Linked DNA regions of Homo sapiens: region 2 is linked to region 1. A link is a contact called in ENCODE Hi-C or POLR2A ChIA-PET data. All regions are on one chromosome and are shown on one strand. The core of a region is the stretch at or near the end of the contact, and the rest is flanking DNA. Distances in the headings are between cores, read along the strand shown.

Region 1 (6,475 bases), core at 3,474-5,973:
TCGGGGGTTCCATCCTGGCCTCACTGGTGAGAGGAAAGGGACCTGGCCTAGCACTGACTGTGGGGGAGAGGGGAGACCCAGACAGTGCCCGCCACTTTGACTGCCTCTTCGTTCATTCATTCATTCAACAAACATTTAGTTTTGAGAAATGTCAGTCAATGAATGTTCCCAGAAGGGTGAACAGGACACAAATCGGGGGGCAGGGGCCCGGTATGGTGGCCCACACCTGTCATCCCAGCACTTTGGGTGGCTGAAGTGGGGGGATGGCTTGAGGCTAGGAGTTGAAAACCCAGCAGGGGAACATAGCAAGACCCATCTCTACTTTTACAAACTGGGGAGAAGAGGCTGCGCACAGTGGCTCATGCCGGTAATCCCTGCAGTTTGGGAGGCCGAGACGGGTGGATCACTTGAGCTCAGGAGTTCGAGACCAGCCTGGCCAACATGACGAAACCTTGTCTCTACTAAAAATCCAAAAATTAGCCAGGCATGGTGGTGCATGCCTGTAATCCCAGCTATTCAGGAGGCTGAGGCAGGAGAATCTCTTGAACCCAGGAGACGGAGACTGCAGTGAGCTGAGATCGTGCCACTGCACTCCAGCCTGGGTGACGCAGTAAGACTCTCAAAAAAAAAAAAAAATTGGGAGTAGAGGGACAGGTAGTTGGAGAGATTGGTCAGGATGAGATTTTGGTGATACACCCACTGTGCTCAGTCAGCAGAGGGGAGACCCTGATGTTTTGGGGCAAGGGAGTGATGTGGCAATGCAGGCATGATTGGAAAGACTGCCAGGCATGAGTCTTTGGGGTCGGGGTATGAGCTGGGGTCAAGGGGACCTTACAAGGAGGCTGTTTTGATTGTCCCGGAGTCATAGCATGGGTAGCAGTGGGGATGGGGTGGACAGCAAGGGGCAACTAGTAAAGGAGGCAGGCAGGTTGGTTCTGGGGCAGGAGGTGGTAAGTTCAGTCTGGACCTGCTGCTGGGTTCGAAGGAAGGTACTGAGCAGGGAGCTGGAGTTGCAACCCGCATCTGGAGGGTATCAGTCACACAGAGGGGACAGTGGGGCCATGACAGACAAGGAGGACATCCACGAGAAAGGAAGTCCCCCAGGGAGACAGAAACCAGGGTCAGAAAGACAGAGGCTGGCAGTCTGAACTTAGCTCAGGGCTGAAGCATGTCAGCCACACAGTTCTTGTTTTTTTCCTTTTTTTGTTTTTGTTTTTGTTTTCGAGACAGTCTCACTGTCGCCCAGGCTGGAGTGCAGTGGAGCAATCTTGGCTCACTGCAACCTCCATCTCCTGGGTTCAAGCGATTCTTCTGCCTCAGCCTCCCGAGTAGCTGGGATTACATGCGTGAGCCACCACGCCTGGCTAATTTTTGGATTGTTAATAGAGATGGGGTTTCACCGTGTTGGCTAAGCTTGTCTCAAACTCCTGACCTCAAGTGATCTGCCCATCTTGGCCTCCCAAAGTGCTGGGATTACAGGTGTGAGCCACCATGCCCGGCCTGAAATTAAGTATTAATAATATATCCTGGACAAGTGGAGTGGCTCACACCTGTAATCCCAGCACTTTGAGAGGCCAAGGCGGGAGGATCATTTGAGCCCAAAATTTCTAGACCAGCCTGGGCAACAAAGCGAGACCTCATCTCTACAAAAAATTTAAAAAGCAACTGGCAATGTGGCGCATACCTGTAGTCCCACCTACTTGGGAGGCCAAGGTTGGAGGATCACTGGAACCTGGAAGGTTGAGGCTGCAGTGAGCTGTGCCACTGCATTCCAACCTGGGTGACAGAGCAAGATCCTGTCTCAAAAAAAACCCAAAAAAATTGGGTGTGTATTTTCCACTTAGAGCACGTCTCAATTTGGACCAGGGCTGGTGAGCTACAGGAAGCTAGTGGCCACTGCATTGGACAGCACATGTGTGTAGGCTGAGAAAGATCAAAGAAGCCCAGCCGTGGTAGCTCACGCCTGTAATCCCAACATTATGGGAGGCTGAGGTGGAACGATTACTTGAGCCCAGGAGTTTGAGACCAGGCTGGGCAACATAGTGAGACACCATCTCTACAAAAAATAAAAATTAGGCTGGGCGCGGTGGCTCACGCTTGTAATCCCAGCACTTTGGGAGGCCGAGGCGGGCGGATCATCTGAGGTCAGGAGTTTGAGACCAGCTTGGCCAACATGGCGAAACCCTGTCTCTACTAAAAATACAAAAATTAGCCGGGCGTGTTGGCACGCGCCTGTAATCCCAGCTACCCAGCAGGCTGAAGCAGGAGAATCGCTGGAACCTGGGAGGCGGAGGCTGCAGTGAGCCAAGATCGCACCACTGCATTCCAGCCTGGGCGACAGAGCAAGACTCCATCTCAAAAAAATAAAATAAAAATAAAAATAATTAAAATTAAAATTTTAAAAAAATAGAGAGAAGGGACACTCTGAGATGCTCATTGCAGGAACCCTCAAGGGGCAAGTTGTAATGCCGAAGGCTGCAGATGGGGTGCCACAGTGTTGGAATGGTGAGGTGGAGGGAATATCTTCCTTGGGAAAGAGGGAGACTGGCGGTGTTCCAAAGCCCTGATGGAGTGAGAAGAGGACACCTGGTGGGGAAGGACTGTGTGTGTGTAGGGGGTGTTGAGTGCCAGGTGCAGGTTGCCTGGCCTGGGGCTGTGCGTGCCATCCCCCCAGCTCAGGAACAGGGCCTAGCTCAGGGCAGAGACTGCTGTTCAATAATACTTGTTGAATGAATGAATTATTGATTGAATGATATGAAGAGGATACTCTCCCTCTGAATATGAAAGGGGACAGACCGAGGAGGGGAGGATGAGGTGGGGAGGGGCTTCAGAGGGATGTGAACCCAAGGGGTGGTTGGGGCCTGTTGGAGGATTCCCAGGGGCTGCACCTGCCTGTCCACACCTCCCTCCAAGGCCACCCTGACCCTGATATTACCCCCTCCACCCAGGGCACTTTCCAGCAGATGTGGATCTCCAAGCAGGAATATGAGGAGGGCGGGAAGCAGTGCGTGGAGCGAAAGTGCCCCTGATGGCACTCCTCCCCACACACCTGCTCCCAAGCTCAGATGGAAGTCCCTTAACCCCCATGCCACATTGCCCCCCTCCTCCTTTCCCTCTTGTCCTCATTAATGGTGATGTTTCTGGGTTGAAAGAAGTAAAAATGTTTTAAGAAAAAAAAGTTTGGCCTCCGTGGGGTGGGGAGTGGGCACAGGGGTCTGGAGGGAGGTGAGGGGAGGGAGTCTCACTTCTACACCCATGCCGATCCCACAGTGGGTGCTGGGACACAGCCCCAGGGGCCATGGATTCCTCAGGTTTCCTAGGGGTTGTGACCCAGGGAGGGCCACATGACGAGGACCGGGGGTTGGGGGAGTTGCTGGGGGCTAACAGTTGTGGTGGGAGGTGGGAGGGGCTGCAGGGTGCAGTGGAGGGGCACGGCCTGGGGTGAGTGTGGCAGGAGGTGGGTGGAGCAGGAGGTGAAGCCTGGATGGGCGGAACAGGAGGTGGGGCCTGGTGGGCGGGGCCTCAGCGTAGGCCTTAGGTCTCAGGGGAGCAGCACGCCTGAGCACCCCAGGACCTGCGCTCAGGTGAGATGCGCTATGCCTTCCTTCCTGGGGCTCTTGGTGGTGACAGACATGGGGCGGGGACTAGGGCGCTGGTGCATCCCAGCAGCTCGGAACTTCTCTGGACCTGAGTAGGAGCTGATGTTTCCCAGGGGAAACCCGAAAGGGAAACTTGGTGGGACCCTGAGCCCTCCTCTTCAGAGCTACTTGTCTTGGGGCCCTCGGAAGGGTTTGGGGACCTGCGCCCCCTGCCTGTTTAGCAGTTTATGCCTGTGACATGTTTCTGGGGTGAGGCTAACTGGCCTTTCATCAGCCTCAGAACCCAAAGAGGTAGAAACCCATGTGATCCAAGTCCTTCGGTGACCAAACGGGCCGGTGCCCAGGGAGGACCATGACTTGTCCAGGGTCACCCAGCTCTGCCCACACCTTGGCGGGGACTCTGATCACTCCTCCCCACTGACCCACATATCCCTGACCCCAGGACCCCTATCTGGGAGCTCTCGCTGGTCTCATCTGACCATGTGCTCCCACCTGTGCCCCTCCTTCTCCAGCAGCCAGCAGGAGTCTGAGAACGACCTTTCAAAAGAGACACACATGCACACCACCAGACCAGACCCCCAAGTCACACCACTGTGGTGCCTCCAGCTTAGAATGCCACTGGGGCAAGTGTCAGGACAGGGAGGACAGCTGATATGTCACAGGACCGGGGCACTGGGGGACTCTGAAGGCCAGATGAGGAAGGGGCAGATGTCTTAGGGGTGAATCTTCCACCTGGGCATGGCGGGGCTTAGGAAGGGGTCCCCAGGATCCAGGGAGGGGTAAAAGCAGGAGAGGGGAGGGGGCACCCATGTCTCTGCCCTCCCCCACTATCGGCCCCCTTCCCCCACCCCTGATGGGAACTAGGAGGCCAAAGTCCGCCCCAAGGTCAAAAAATTGATTGTTTTGCAGGGAGGAGGCAGGCGTGGGGCTGTGGAGAGATTGGCAGGGGAGAGCACAGCCCCTTGTGCTCTGGCCTGGACCCGGGGGCCACGTCTGGAAGGCTGGACTGAGGCCAGGACTGTGCCCCCACCCTTGGGGGTGGTGAGGAGCAGCCTTGGTTCAGGCTGCCTGCCAGGACTGATAAGGGGCCCTCCTAGGGCTCCCACAAACGGTTTATCGGTTTATCGCTGGGGGACAGCCTGCAGGCTTCAGGAGGGGACACAAGCATGGAGCGGCTTTGGGGTCTATTCCAGAGAGCGGTAAGACTAGTGGGATTGGGAAGACCCCTTAGGCCTTCTCTCTAAGTCCCTCAGCCCCCTCCCAAGCCCCTGAGGCTGGCCCCTCCTGGACCGTGTCCTGACCTCGCTTCTTCCCACCCCTGCCCCTCCCCCACGCCCCCACCACCATGCTCATTTGACACCCCCAAGTCACTGACCTCATTATTGCCAGATGCCTCCCCACCCCCCAGGCCTCTTGCCCCAATCTCATGCCCACCTCGCCTGCACAGCAACAACTGTCCCCAAGATCCTCTCAGACCGTCTACCAGCGTGTGGAAGGCCCCCGGAAAGGGCACCTGGAGGAGGAAGAGGAAGACGGGGAGGAGGGGGCGGAGACATTGGCCCACTTCTGCCCCATGGAGCTGAGGGGCCCTGAGCCCCTGGGCTCTAGACCCAGGCAGCCAAACCTCATTCCCTGGGCGGCAGCAGGACGGAGGGCTGCCCCCTACCTGGTCCTGACGGCCCTGCTGATCTTCACTGGGGGTGAGAGCCGTCCCCCTCCCCAGAAGTGAAGGGCTTGGGCTGGGGGAGATTTCTGGGGTCCAGAGGTGGGCATAAAGAGAATCCCCATCTTGCCACCCGCCAGCCTTCCTACTGGGCTACGTCGCCTTCCGAGGGTCCTGCCAGGCGTGCGGAGACTCTGTGTTGGTGGTCAGTGAGGATGTCAACTATGAGCCTGACCTGGATTTCCACCAGGGCAGACTCTACTGGAGCGACCTCCAGGCCATGTTCCTGCAGTTCCTGGGGGAGGGGCGCCTGGAGGACACCATCAGGTAGGGATGGCCCTGCCCCATCCTGTTCTCGAGTGTCCCTCCCCTCATCCGCTCAGACTGGGCCTCCCTGCCTCCTGGCCCAGGCCTCTGGTGTCTGGGTCCCCCTCCTGAGTCCTCCCATCTGCCTTCCTGGCCCCCCTGTTCAGCGGTCCTGGGAAGGATGGCAGGCATTCGGAGCTGAGGTTCCAGGGGACTGAGGCTCTGAGGGTGGCATATTTGGGAGGTGAGGGAGCTGACTGTCTGAGATCAGAGGGGTGCAGCATCCAGTATCAGACTGGACAGACCCAGAAAAGCCTTGAATGCCTCACCCAGGCGCCTAGATTTGGAGCAGGGAGCGCTGAGGGGTTCTGAGAAGCCGCATTCTAGGGAATCAGAAAACCAAGCAAGCAAGCCTGGGCAATACGATGAAACCCCGTCTCTACCAAAGAAAACACAAAAATTAGCTGGGGATGATGGCGAGTGCCTGTAGTCCCAGTTACTTGGGAGCTTGACGGGGGAGGATTGCCTGAGCCGGGGAGGCGGAGGTTGCAGTGAGCCGAGATTATGCCACTGCACTCCAGCCTGGGAGACAGAGCGAGACCCTGTTTCAAAAACAAAATAACGGCAGGGTGCGGTGGCTCAGGCCTGTAATCCCAGCACTTTGGGAGGCGGAGGCGGGCAGATCACTAGGTCAGGATATCGAGACCATCTTGGCTAACACGGTGAAACCCCGTCTGTACTAAAAACACAAAATATTAGCCGGGCATGGTGGCGGGCGCCTCTAGTCCCAGCTATTCGGGAGGCTGAGGCAGGAGAATGGCTTGAACCCAGGAGGTGGAGCATGCATTGAGCCGAGATCACGCCACTGCACTTCAGCCTGGGCAACAGAGCGAGACTCCATCTCAAA
Region 2 (6,464 bases), core at 805-3,304, 65 kb before region 1:
GTTTTTTTGCATAGACTAGGTCTCAGTATGTCATCTAGATTGGAGTGCAGGTGGCATGATCATAACTCACTGCACCTTCAAACTCCCAGGCTCAAGCACTCTTTCCGCCTCAGCCTCCGCCAGTAGCTCAGACTACAGGCTGGAGCCACTGCACCCAACTAGAAGACGAAAATCTTTAAAACAAACATTGGGGCTGGGCACGGTGGCTCACGCCTGTAATCCTAGCACTTTGGGAGGCCGAGATGGGTGGATCACAAGGTCAGGAGATCGAGAACATCCCTGCTAACACGCTGAAACCCTGTCTCTACTAAAAATACAAAAAAATTAGCCAGGGTGTGGTGGCAGGCACCTGTAGTCCCAGCTACTCAGGAGGCTGAGGCAGGAGAATGGCGTGAACTCAGGAGGTGGAGCTTGCAGTGAGCCAAGATTGCACCACTGCACTCCAGCCTGGGTGACAGAGTGAGACTCTGTCTCAAAAAACAAACAAACAAACAAACATTGGGATGACTGGGTTTCTGCACTGTACTGTTTTGTTACACTGCTCATAGCATAATCTATGCTCTCTATAGAGGCAAGAAACACTTGGGTTCCCCTTTCACCTAGATACCTGTAGCGTTTCCTACCATCCCTATTCAGGCACACACAGAATTTACACAGGAAAGAATCAGTGGCAGTGGGATGGCAGGACACTAGTGCAACAGGATTTTTTATTTATATGGCAATAGTTACAGACCGCATACACACACTCAGGAAGGCCCACTAACTGGGCCCACCAAGAGACAATTACCCCCACCCTCAATGCAGAGTCCTTTGGGCTTCCAGGGAACAGGCCTTTTCTTACATGGCTCTGGTCCGAGGTCCAGTACTCAGCATGCGAAGAGCCATATCACGGAGGGGATAAGTGGAGGAGTGTCTTTTCAATTACTTGGGTGTGACCCTGAAGACTCGGATGTGGATGGCTGAGTTGTTGCGGATCCGAGTCAGTGGCTCCCGTGTGTCGGTCTCTGGCTCCAGCTCATCAACAAGCTCCACGGTGGAGGTATTGGCAGCCACCTGCAAGGACCCGAAGCTGCCCGCCTGCAGCTGCAGCGCGATGTTGATGGCGCGGTTGATGGCCAGGCCCAAGCCGTGAATGTAGATCTCAGAGCACGCGTTCTGACCCCGGGCCCCTCCGTCCAGCAGCTTCTGGCAGCGGGCCAGCTGGGCCTTAAAGTCCGTCTTCATGTTGACATAAATGTCATTGGGTCTCCGGGGCAGGCGGCTGGGAAGCCTTTTCCTAAGGGTGTATTCCACTGGATCCAGTTCAGCCTCCACAGCACCGCGGGGCTCTCGGTTTTCTGCCATGCTGTGTGCCCTGGCGTGGGAAAGGGACGCGATCAGAGGGCTCAGAGGGACCTCGAAGCCTTTCCTACCCCTTTTCCTGTACAAAGGGTGCACCTGGCCGGGCAGTGGCTCACGCCTGTAACCTCAGCACTTTGGAAGGTCGAGGCGGGAGGATCACTGGAGCCCGGGTGTTTGAGATCAGCCTGGGCAACATAGCAAGACCCTGTCTTAAGAAAAATTTTTTTAATTACCCGGGCCGAGGGGGGAGGATCGCTTGAGATCGGGAGTTCGAGGCTACAGTGAGCCGTGATCGCGCCCGCCACTGCACTCTAGCTTGGGAAACAGAGCAAGCCTCTGTCTCAAACAAAAACAAAAACAAAAATAAAGGGTGCACCCGAGAAGGGACACACTCGATGTCCCTGTTTCCTTCCGGCCCCTCGTCCTCTCCCACTCACCTCCAGATCCCGCGTCTCCCCACCCCCCGTTCCGATTCATTCATCGCGTCGCCCTCAAACTCGCGCCCCTCCGCCGCCCCTCCCGTGCTTACTCTCTTCGTTCCACAGGGCCCTCCAGGCGCGCGAGGCCCGCTCCCCGCCAGGCCACTCAAGGGTTCGCCGGCCAGCCCAAGTAACCGCGACCCCAGGTCCCAGAGAAAGAAGGATGTGGGTGCAAGCAGCCAGCCAGCTCGTGGGCGCCCTGCCCGCGCCGGGGTCCTGAACGGGCTGCGGAGTGCGCACGCGCGCCCGTACCCCGCGAGCTATGAATCGCCTTCCCGGCTTCCGTTCGCCCCGCCCCTTCCCTGAGCGCAAGGGCGACTGCGCGAGGCGTTTGAGAAACGCGAGACTTCCGGGCGTGACGGGATCTACACGTGTACGCCTCGGGAACTGGCGGGCGGCCGAGGGCGGGAACCAGGTCCGAGCCGGGGAGGAGCTAGAAAGGGCCGGGTCGGCGTCTCTAGGCCTGGCGGAGTTCCCGGCCGGCGGAGGGGTAGCGTAGGGAAGACACCTGGAGGGGAGGCTGTTCTAGGGGCAGGGTTCTTCCCCATGGGAGCAGGGAAGGGGCCGAGTTCAGGAGACCGCGGTCGCCAAGGGGCCTGAACTCCGCGTCCGTCGCAGCTCCTCTGGTCAGAAGAGGCCTGGGCAGGGCTGGCAGAACTGACCCCCTAGTCTAATGTCCCTGTGGCCCGAGGACCGAGGGGGAACTGAGGGACATAGCCGGTCCCCACCTCGCTGGAGGACAGCGTCCCGGGACTCCCCTGCAGTTCACGGGAAGCTGTCCGCCTCCTGTCTGTGCTGGGGACCCACGCTGTGAGCCCTAAGCCCAGGCTTCACGGGTCCCCAAGGAACGCTGACCCACCCACGCCCCTCAACCATCTCCCACCAGCTCTGCAGCAGGCGACCCCGGATCAGGGACTTGCCGCCCCCTGGCGGGCAAGGTGGGGAGGACGCGCGCCGGATTCGTGGCTCTCAGGCCAGTGGAGTGGGGGCTCTGCCCAGATGGGCATAGTTTCTGCAGAGTTCCCTTCTGAAATGAGTAGGACCTGCTGCACTGGGGACCTTGAACTACTCTGTTTGCCCAGCATTCAAATGGGGATGTTCACAACAGCTCCACCATATTGCACATGCATTTTATTGAATGGCTAGCTGTATAGCTTCTGTCTACAAACTTGCATGCATTTATTTTTGAGACAGGGTCTCTGTGGCCCAGGCTGGACTGCAGTGGTGTGATCTCAGCTCACTACAACCTCTGCCTACCGGGTTCAAACGATTCTTGTGCCTCAGCCTCTTGAGTAGCTGGAATTACAGGCGCACGCCACCGCACCCGGCCAGTTTATTTCATTTTTTTGAGACAGGGCCTTACTCTGTCACCCAGGCTGGAGTGCAGTGGCGTTAACACGGCTCACTGCAGCCCTGAACTCCTGGGCTCAAGCAATTCTCCCGCCCCAGCCACCTGAACAGCTTGGACTACGGGCATGCACTAGCATATAAAGTTGTATTTTAGAAGTTAATCCTTGGTATTGAAATTTTCGATATGTTGGCCGGGCGCGGTGGCTCACGCCTGTAATCCCAGCACTTTGGGAGGCTGAGACGAGCGGATCACGAGGTCAGGAGATCGAGACCATCCTGGCTAACACGGTGAAACCCCGCCTCTACTAAAAATACAAAAAATTAGCCGGGCATGGTGGCAGGCGCCTGTAGTCCCAGCTACTCGGGAGGCTGAGGCAGGAGAATGGCGTGAACCCACGAGGCGGAGCTTGCAGAGAGCCAAGATCGCGCCACTGCACTCCAGCCTGGGGGACAGAGCCAGACTCCATCTCAAAAAAAAAAAAAAAGAAATTTTCGAAATGTTCACATAATTGTTGGGAGCGATTCATTCCTCCTCACATGATGTGCCTCCTCTCTCCCATATCCTGTTAATTGTAGCAGTTGCGGGCATTTGCGATGACAGGATATACGGATGGTGCCACACTTGACCTTGAGTACTGGAATGCTCTGAGGTCAAGCATATGCCACAGTGCTTGAGACTGTGGGCATCACCTGTAGTGTCTTTTTCTCCAACTCCTGTCTCCTTGGTCCTAGGGAGGTCTGGCTCTAATTGCTAGTTTCCAGAGATTCATTCCTTTTTTTTTTTTTGAGACGGAGTCTCGCTCCGTTGCCCAGGCTGGAGTGCAGAGGCACGATCTCAGCTTACCGCAACCTCTGCCTCTGAGGTTAAAGCGATTCTCCTGCCTCAGCCTCCTGAGTAGCTGGGATTACAGGTGTGCACCACCACGCCCGGCTAATTTTTGTATTTTCAGTAGAGATGGGGTTTCACCATGTTGGCCAGGCTGGTCTCAAACTCCTGATCTCAAGTGATCCTCCTACCTTGGCCTCCTAAAGTGCTGGGATGACAGGCTTGAGCTATTGTGCCCAGCCTCATTTTTAAGCTTTGGATCACAGGAAGAAGCAACAAGAAACTATACCCAACTCAAAACATTTTAGGAGAATCATAAAATTGGTCCATTTAGAAGGTAGAGTTGGGTCCATTAAGTTATTGTTGCAAGAGGTTGCATATTCAATGATCAGTTATATAAAATAATGTTCTCGTTAGTATGCTTTTCATAATCTGTTTTATCATACATGTAACATTCAAACTGACAAATACACTGACTTGGGAATAAAGGATATGAAAACACTGGTTTAAAAAAAATGGGGATGCTAATTCCTTTCTTGCAGTTGAGTTGTGAAACCCAAGGTAATGTTGTAAACTGTAAACCTACACAGGTGAGTTGGCATATTTATGTCTCCCAGGCCCTTCTCAGTTCCCTAGGATGGAGTCTGACCCCATTTGATCAAAGGTTGAAGAGAGTTCAGATTCTAGAGAAATTTGCTCCCAGCACCCCATTTCAATCCCATAGTTCTTTCCTTTACTTCAGATTCTTTCATTAACCACAAGATTGGGATTGAATTGGAAGATCCAACATATTATAGTAAAGATACCAATTCTCTTCAAATTAATCTATAGGGGCCAAGCATGGTGGCTCACGCCTTTAATCCCAGCACTTTGGAGGCCAAGGTGGGCAGATCACTTGAGGTCAGGATTTCAAGACCAGCCTGGCCAACATGGTGAAACCCCGTCTCTGCTAAAAATACAAAATTAGCCGGGTGTGGTGGCACGTGCCTGGTACTAATCCCAGCTACTCAGGAGACTGAGGCAGGAGAATAGGTGGAACCCAGGAGGCAGAGGTTGCAGTGAGCTAAGATCACACCACTGCATTCCAGCCTAGGCAACAGAGCGAACTCCGTCTCAAACAACAACAACAAAAACCCAAATTGATCTATAGGCGTAATGCAATTCCTACAAAAATCCCAGCAGTTTTTTTGTATTAAATATAGATGTTTATTCTAAACTTTATATGGAAAGGCAAAAGAAGTAGAATAGTTAAAACCACTTTGAAAAAGTTGTTGGAATCACACTACCTGATTTTAAGACTTACTATATAAATAAAGTTATCAAGAAAGTATGGTTTCCCCAGTGGGATAGACACAAAAATCAATAAGATGGAATTGAGAGCTCAGAAATAGATTCACACAAGTGCAGCCAACTATCTCTCTTTAAAAAATAATTTTTTGTTTGTTTATAAGACAGTGTCTCACTTTGTCACCCAGGCTTGGAGTGCAGTGGCACAATCTTGGCTCACTGCAGCCTCAACCTCATGGGCTCAAGTCATCTTCCCGCCTCAGCCTCCCAAGTAGTTGGGACTATCAGCACGCGCCACCATACCCGGCTAATTTTGTTTTATTTTTTGTAGAGACGAGGTCTTACTACGTTGACCAGGCTGATCTCGAACTCCTAGACTCAAGCAATCCTCCTGCCTCAGCTCCCTCAAAGTGCTGAGATTACAGGCGTGAGCCACTGCCAAACAACTTGTTTTTGACAAAGGTATAAAAGCGTTTCAATGGGGAAAGGATGATCCTTTCAAGTGGTGGTGAAACAATTGGACAAATAGGCAAAGAAATGAGCCTCAGCCCTATGCAAAAAGTTAATACAAAATGGATAGTAGATTTAGGAAAAAACTTCATGGTGTAGGGTCAGGTGAAGAGTTTTGTTTTTTTGTTTGTTTGTTTTTTTGAGATGGAGTCTCACTCTGTCGCCCAAGCTGGAGTGCAGTGGCGCGATCTCGGCTCACTTCAACCTCTGCCTCCCGGGTTTAAGAGATTCTCCTGCCTTAGCCTCCTGAGTAGCTGGGATTACAGGCACATGCCACCATGCCCAGCTAAAGGCGAAGAGTTCTTAGACATGACTCCAAAAGCACAATCCATAAAAGAAAAACAATTGGGCTGGGCACGGTGGCTTATGCCTGTAATCCCAGCACTTTGGGAAGCTGAGGTGGGTGGATCACCTGAGGTTAGGAGTTCAAGACCAGCCTGGCCAACATGGTGAAACCCCGTCTCTACTAAAAATACAAAAAATTAGCCGGGCGTGGTGGCATGCGCCTGTTATCCCAGCTACTCAGGAGGCTGAGGCAGGAGAATCGCTTGAATCCGGGAGGCGGAGGTTGCAGTGAGCTGAGATTGCGCCATTGCACTCCAGCTTGGGCACCAAGAGTAAAACTCCGTCTCAAAAAAAAAAAATGATAAATTGGACTTCATCAAAATGTT

Evidence for each region. Hi-C counts contacts between places; a loop is a spot of excess contacts on that map. ChIA-PET counts read pairs that join two places held with the same protein, here RNA polymerase II (POLR2A). Pooled maps may share reads with other maps.
Region 2: a pooled map shows a loop between it and region 1 (2.2-fold over the local background). The contact joins the promoter of POP7 here to the promoter of TFR2 in region 1. A Hi-C loop is called at or near these places in 20 of 168 maps with a recorded cell type or tissue (B cell, CD4-positive, alpha-beta T cell, CD4-positive, alpha-beta memory T cell and 15 more), 24 of 37 single-sample maps with no recorded cell type and 28 of 50 pooled maps. POLR2A ChIA-PET finds 5 or more read pairs at or near these places in 34 of 52 experiments (A549, A673, B cell and 27 more).

Annotation. Positions count from the first base shown.
Region 1 is chr7:100,639,800-100,646,274 of GRCh38, reverse strand. TFR2 (transferrin receptor 2) reads left to right here and starts at 4,723. Exons shown (of 18, transcript NM_003227.4): 1 at 4,723-4,798; 2 at 5,047-5,299; 3 at 5,403-5,589. The coding sequence starts at 4,766. It overlaps ACTL6B (actin like 6B), which reads left to right. Exons shown (of 14, transcript NM_016188.5): 13 at 1-26; 14 at 2,949-3,178. The coding sequence ends at 3,029.
Region 2 is chr7:100,701,711-100,708,174 of GRCh38, reverse strand. POP7 (POP7 ribonuclease P/MRP subunit) reads right to left here and starts at 2,054. Exons shown (of 2, transcript NM_005837.3): 1 at 1,871-2,054; 2 at 689-1,354. The coding sequence starts at 1,344. The coding sequence ends at 922. RefSeq lists an enhancer at 2,446-2,715.